2 separate regions of the Mus musculus genome follow, and region 2 is linked to region 1. Evidence: chromatin loops called from intact Hi-C (ENCODE). Cell type or tissue: left cerebral cortex. All regions are shown on one strand. Links, peaks and the distances in the headings refer to the core of each region. The heading gives the core; the rest is flanking DNA.

Region 1 (2,917 bases), core at 125-2,624:
GGGAGGATTTCAATGTATTTATTCAACATGAAGAAATAATAACATTCCATCAAGCTGGCATGAGGGCTTAGCGGGTGCCACCAAATCAAGCTGGCATGAGGGCTTAGCGGGTGCCACCAAATCTGGCAGAGTTTGATCCCTGGAGCAAACTGACTCCTAAAAGTTATCCTCTGACTACATGTATATGGAGGCACATGCACGCACACACACACACACACATACACACCTACACACACACACATACACACCTACATAAATAAATATGACTTAATTTTAAAAACTGCTTGAAGGTGATGGTCTGCTAATTATCCTGACGTAACCAGCACACAATGTGTACATTACCATCACAAAAATATAAAGTGCAATCATTATATCAATGAAAGCAATTTAAGTTTAAAAAGAGAAGAGAAAGCAATCTGGTAGGGGTGTTAATATGTACGCTAGCAATATTATTTCTAGCTGCATCAATTTAGTTCCGTTATTCAACATGGCACTGGAAGAGCTGTGTCTACCTAAATATCAGACAACTTTTGAAAAAAAGTGTGTCTGTGTGAAACGAGGGGGTGGAGTGCAAAGCAGACAGGAGCAGGGTGACTGTGCCAGAAGTCAAGGCAAATGGTGTATAATTAGAAGACACAGTGACACAACCCATATGTCATCAGGACGCCTGACTCACGTGTAGCACAAATATAACTGTTCCCAAGATGTGCCTGAGAGGAGGCGCAACTGTCGATGTGATCTTTGTTGTTGCTAATTATTTATTTTATCAATATGAGTGTTTTGCCTACACGTAAGGATATCAGATCCCTAGTACTGAGGCTTCAGATGGTTGTGAGCGGCACCGAGATTCTGGGCATCCGTCCGGGACCTCTGCAAGTGCAGCAGATACTATTAACTGCTGAGCCATCTCTTCAGCCCAAATATTTGTTTTTAAAGTCACAGAGGCCGGGGAAACCCATACTTTTACCCTACCCAGGAAGGCACAGACATTGGTTGTAGCAGGCTTCTCCTTTTTGTTTCGCCTGCTAGTATTCTAGTTTCAGAACGCGGAGCTTGTGGTTTCTGACCTGGCACAGAAGTGGCTTATCTATCCTGAAGGCCAACCTGGTCAGCACGTAAACACGTAGGGACGTGCTGCCCCCTGCAGGACACGTGGGCACCTGCAGCCCCATGCTCTATTAAAGTGCCATCCTGCGATGCGCATAGCGCTGTAGTGTTTGTTGCTTTCCATTGTGCGGCGCTGCTGTTCCAAGTGTCACTTGTCCTGCCTACAAGGGACAGGAAAACTTCATTACTGAAGGAACCAGGCAGGGAAGTAGGAGAAGGGGGAGATTGAGGAAGGAAGCTAGCCGGCTTTATGCCCACGGACCTTCCTTAGAATTTCCCTCATCTGACCCTTTCAATGAAGGAAGCCACTCCCACTCTCGGCAGCCTGTTCATGGGATGCTTCCAATTGGCTCCCCATACATTCGCCAGGGGAACTCTCTTACAGACTTCCAGATTGCATCCCAAGGAAGTCTGACTCCTAAATGTGGGGAGGCACCTGGTCACATCTTCCTAAAATCTCACCAGATGATATTGATGTGTGGTTTACAAAGAAATGGGAAAGCCGAGGGCAGCCTGTTCAGTTCCCTGACGCCCATTTAGTGAGTGGCCTTGTGACCCACCTTGTCCCCTTCAGTGTATCCTAGGGAGGGAAACAGGACAGGACCTGGCTGTCCTCAGCGTCAGTCAAATCTGGGTTTGTGTCCTGAATTAACAGTTTCCTCGCTGTGGGATGATTTAAAATGTCTCCTAATGTTTCCTGTTCCTGACAGCAAACGGAGACAGTCACCTGCCTGCCTTCGAGACTGCTGTAAGCCTTATACGTGATCCTGGGCTGTACTGAGCACCCGGATTGCCTGTGTCCGGTGGGTGCTTTTAATTTAATTTTTTTTTTCGAGACAGGTTTTCTCTATATAGCCCTGGCTGTCCTGGAACTCACTTTGTAGACCAGGCTGGCCTCGAACTCAGAAATCTGCCTGCCTCTGCCGCCCCCCCCCCCCCCCCAGTGCTGGGATTAAAGGCGTGTGCCACCACACCCGGCTTTTTAATTTAATTTTATTTCTTTACTTATTCACTTTACATCCTGCTCACTGCCCCCCTTCCAGTCACCCCCTCCCACAATCTTTTCCCTTCTCCTCTGAGCAGGTGGTGCCCCCTCCCAAGTTCCCTCCACCCTGGCACTTCAAGTCTCTGCAAGGCTAGGCACTTCCTCTCTCCCTGAGGCCAGGCAAGGCAGCCCAGCTAGAAAGACAAATCCCACGTACGGGCAACAGCTTTTGGGATAGCCCACATTCCAGTTGTCCAGGACACACATGAAAGCCAAGCTGCACATCTGCTATGTATGTGAGGGAGGCCCAGGTCCAGCCCGTGTGTGTTCCTTGATTGGTGGCTCAGACTTACTCTTAAGCTCCAAGGGTCCAGGTTAGTTGACTCTGTTGGTCTTCTTGTGGAGTTCCTATCCTCTTCAGGGCCCCAATCCTTCCTCCTATTCTTCCATAAGAGTCCGCAAGCTCCATCCACTGTTTGGCTTTGGATGTCTGTATCAGTCTGAGTCAGCTGCTGGGTATAGCCTCTCAGAGGACAACTTGTTCCTGTCTGCAGGCATAGTGGCATGTCATTAATAGTGTTAGGATTGGTGTTCCCCATAGGATGGGTCTCAAGTTGGGCCAGTTATTGGTTGGCCATTCCCTCAGTCTCTGCTCCATCCCCCATACCTGCATTTCTTGTAGACAGGATAAATTTTGGGTTGAAAGTTCTGTGAGTGGGTTGGTGTCTTTATCACTCCACTGGGGTTCTTGCTCCGCTACAGGAGGTGGCCTCTTCAGGTCCCATACCCCCAGTGTAATGAGTCACAGCTAAGGTCACCCCTATC
Region 2 (2,917 bases), core at 311-2,810, 61 kb after region 1:
TCAGTTGCCACCTACTAAGAATTAGGAGAGGAGGCGCGCTATGTTGAAAGGCTGCGGTAGCTCTGCCAGACGGAGCTGAGCCTGTTCATAAGAGATCCCCCTCTCCCACGGCTTTGATGAATCATAGCCTGCGTGTTGAACTTGGCCCCTTAAGATTTACCTCTTTTATAGGCTCCCTGCCAAATAAAAACTATTTTCTTTTTCATTCCATCTGGCAAAGCCTGGGCTAAAAATAACAGGAGAAATCTCTCAAGATTTTTCTTGTATTTCTAACTCAGAGCAGCTTAAGAAGAGTTGGGGGTGGGGCACGAACCTTTACTGTAGACCCTTGAGAAGTTGGTGTACTCTGGAAGGTGAACACTGACCTATAGCTGAGCGGCGGCTGGCTTGGGAGAAGCAATGAGAAACGAGGTCATCAGGGACAAAGCAAAGAAAAAGACAACGGGAAAAGAAACTAGAAGGGAAGATGAGCTTAGCATAGAAGGAAGAGCTGTCGACTTCCGATTTTTGTCCGTTTTACAATACTGTACCAGAATGGGTTAACGTCAGTCATCATTTTAGCATCTGGGTGGCAATACTCAGTAGTTAATTAACAGAACAGTAAGCCTCTGCCAAGCTGGCTTCTGGAACAGGAACTGCAAGACCCCACACTCAGCCGCTCTTGCAGCTTCCGTCTCCAGTTCTCTTAATCCTGGCCAAGACAGCAGCCCTGGACACTCTCTTCCGGTCGTAAGCCAGGCCCAGGAGAGCCATGCAATCGATGAAGAACGTGGTGAAGTTGATGTGCCAGCGGTACTCACTGGCAGAGTAGTCGTAGGGGAAGGCGTGGTGGTAGTTGTGGAAGCCCTCGCCTGCAAATAGAAGCAAGGAGAACAGAGAGGGGGCTCAGTGCTTCCTCCTCTGCCCACGCCTCTTACCCAGTGGGCTCCTCAGACTTAGGGGAATCAGGGCTGCAGGTGAGTGAATGGCTAAACCCAGTTTCATTTACTCGGAACAGACAGACACCACCAAAGGCATTGCAGTTCCATTTATACTCTGGGACCTACACATCTTGTCTAAGTGACTCCATCTCTAAGAGGATCTCAGTGCTGCAGAGTTTAGGTAATTTATTTCAAACATAAAGAGAACATGAGCAGTTTTTAAATGTACTTTTAGTATTTGTATGAGTTTCTGCATACGCACAATGAGTGCCACAGCGTGCAGGAGTCGGTTTTCTCCTTCCACGAGGTGGGTCTCAGGGATCAAACTCAGGCTGCTCAGGTTTGGCAGGTAAGTGCTTTTACCTGCTGACCCTTCATGACAACCCAGGAAAAATACTTTTAATAATATCCAAAGTTGGAGCTGGAGAGATGGCTCAGTGGTTAAGAGCACTGACTGCTGTTCCAGAGGTCCTGAGTTCAATTCCCAGCAACCACATGGTGGCTCACAATGGGATCTGATGCCCTCTACTGGTGTGTCTGAAGACAGTTACAGTGTACTTATAAGTTAAATATATAATTATATATATATATATATATATGTGTGTGTGTGTATATATATATATATATATATCCATCAAAATATATAGATGTGTGTGTGTGTGTGTGTGTGTGTATAGATATATAGATATATCTAGCTCCATCCAAACTGGCTAAATTGAGTGTTGTACCAAGATATACAAGCACCAATCTGAACAGTGTCGTTGGCTGACCAACAGCTCTTATCAGTAAGAAAAAGAAACCACAGGTCTGCATAGGGAAAACTAACTTGAAAGAACAGGAAAATGTGGGCGGCACAGGTGGCAGAGGCATGCGTGCATGCATCCTGACAACTGGGATTGGATTTATAGCTTGGACCCAACAATTACGATCAACTGATCTGGTAGGACTCCCAGATCAACCCTGTGCGAAGGGGAGCTCCAGCACAAAACAGGAGAAATCAGAAAAACAGAGGATAGGTGGGCAGAGGGTGGCAGGGTGACGAGGAACATGTGCCAACGTGCACCTACAGGTGTCACTAATGGATAAGCCACGCCCAAGCACTCTAGAGATAAAAATGCTATCCAGGAACATACTTGAAATGAATTGTAACTCTAGCTTTTATACAGCATGGCTAAATCAACACATGAAGCTTACACTCATGGAGACGACTCTGCTTTTCTATTAATGATCCCTGCCCTGAGCTGTCAGAGGTAATCAGGAAACGGAAGAACTAACTCAAAAGGTCCCATCACAGGCACATTTTCACCCTTTCCAAAGAAGTTATGGCCTCTCAAAAGAATTCCCTAATAAATTACCATCCCCCATCCCCCCCCCCCAAGTCTCACAGTGGGAAATATCAAAAATCGCATCATCATCATTCCTCTGGCTCCCGGCCAAGAATCTCTAAGAAGCCAGTCACCAGATGTGGTCCTGCTGTGGGGACTTACCCACAGCTCCCATGGAAACCAAGATGTTCTCCCGAGAGCTAATGTTCTTGTCGTAGGGGCGATATCCGTAGAGGTGGGCGGCACTGTTCACCAGCCAGGTGGCGTTGAGCACCACGGCGTATCGCAAGAAGGTGCTAACGCACAGGCTGTTTACAAAAGTCTCGCCCCAGCAGTACCAGGGCACCAGCGTGGGCAGGACGAAGCACATCAGCAGGAGGCCGGGCTTGTAGTACCTACAATGAGATGACATATTTTAGGCTTCATGGAGAGAGAACTCTCACACTCCTTGCAGGCAGGGCTGATTTCTCCCCTGTCCCATGAGTAAAGACCAGAAGGAACCAGCCCAAAACCTGTGGTAGAAGATTTGAGAGCAAGTGCTGTTAGCTCTCTGTTTAGATGGGGGGAGATGGATGCAGTAGATGACCCTGTTATCCCTATTGCTTTCTGGGCTGCCTTTGTCTGTCTGTCTGTCTGTCTGTCTCTCTCTCTCTCTCTCTCTCACATTATTTT

What was found. A loop is a pair of places that touch in the nucleus more often than their neighbours do. Peaks named below come from ENCODE experiments on the same cell type or tissue, not always from the same donor. Only the 100,000 strongest peaks of a DNase experiment are listed, where the experiment ranks them.
Region 2: a loop joins it to region 1, with 2.7 times the contacts of the local background. A loop is called at or near these places in 9 of 42 quality-filtered maps.

The regions. Positions count from the first base shown.
Region 1 is chr19:44,361,932-44,364,848 of GRCm38, reverse strand. No RefSeq gene overlaps it. Among named protein-coding and RNA genes, the nearest start is that of Scd4, 30 kb to the right of the region's middle. In left cerebral cortex, for the core only: CTCF peaks have their summits at 986 and 1,188 (motif pointing left); DNase peaks (open chromatin) are centred at 648 and 1,209.
Region 2 is chr19:44,300,935-44,303,851 of GRCm38, reverse strand. Scd2 (stearoyl-Coenzyme A desaturase 2) reads right to left here. Exons shown (of 6, transcript NM_009128.2): 5 at 2,408-2,640; 6 at 1-851. The coding sequence ends at 652. It overlaps Mir5114 (microRNA 5114), which reads right to left and starts at 681; the gene lies at 621-681. In left cerebral cortex, for the core only: a CTCF peak has its summit at 1,432 (motif pointing left); DNase peaks (open chromatin) are centred at 810, 1,393, 1,853 and 2,546; H3K27ac peaks cover 2,195 bases.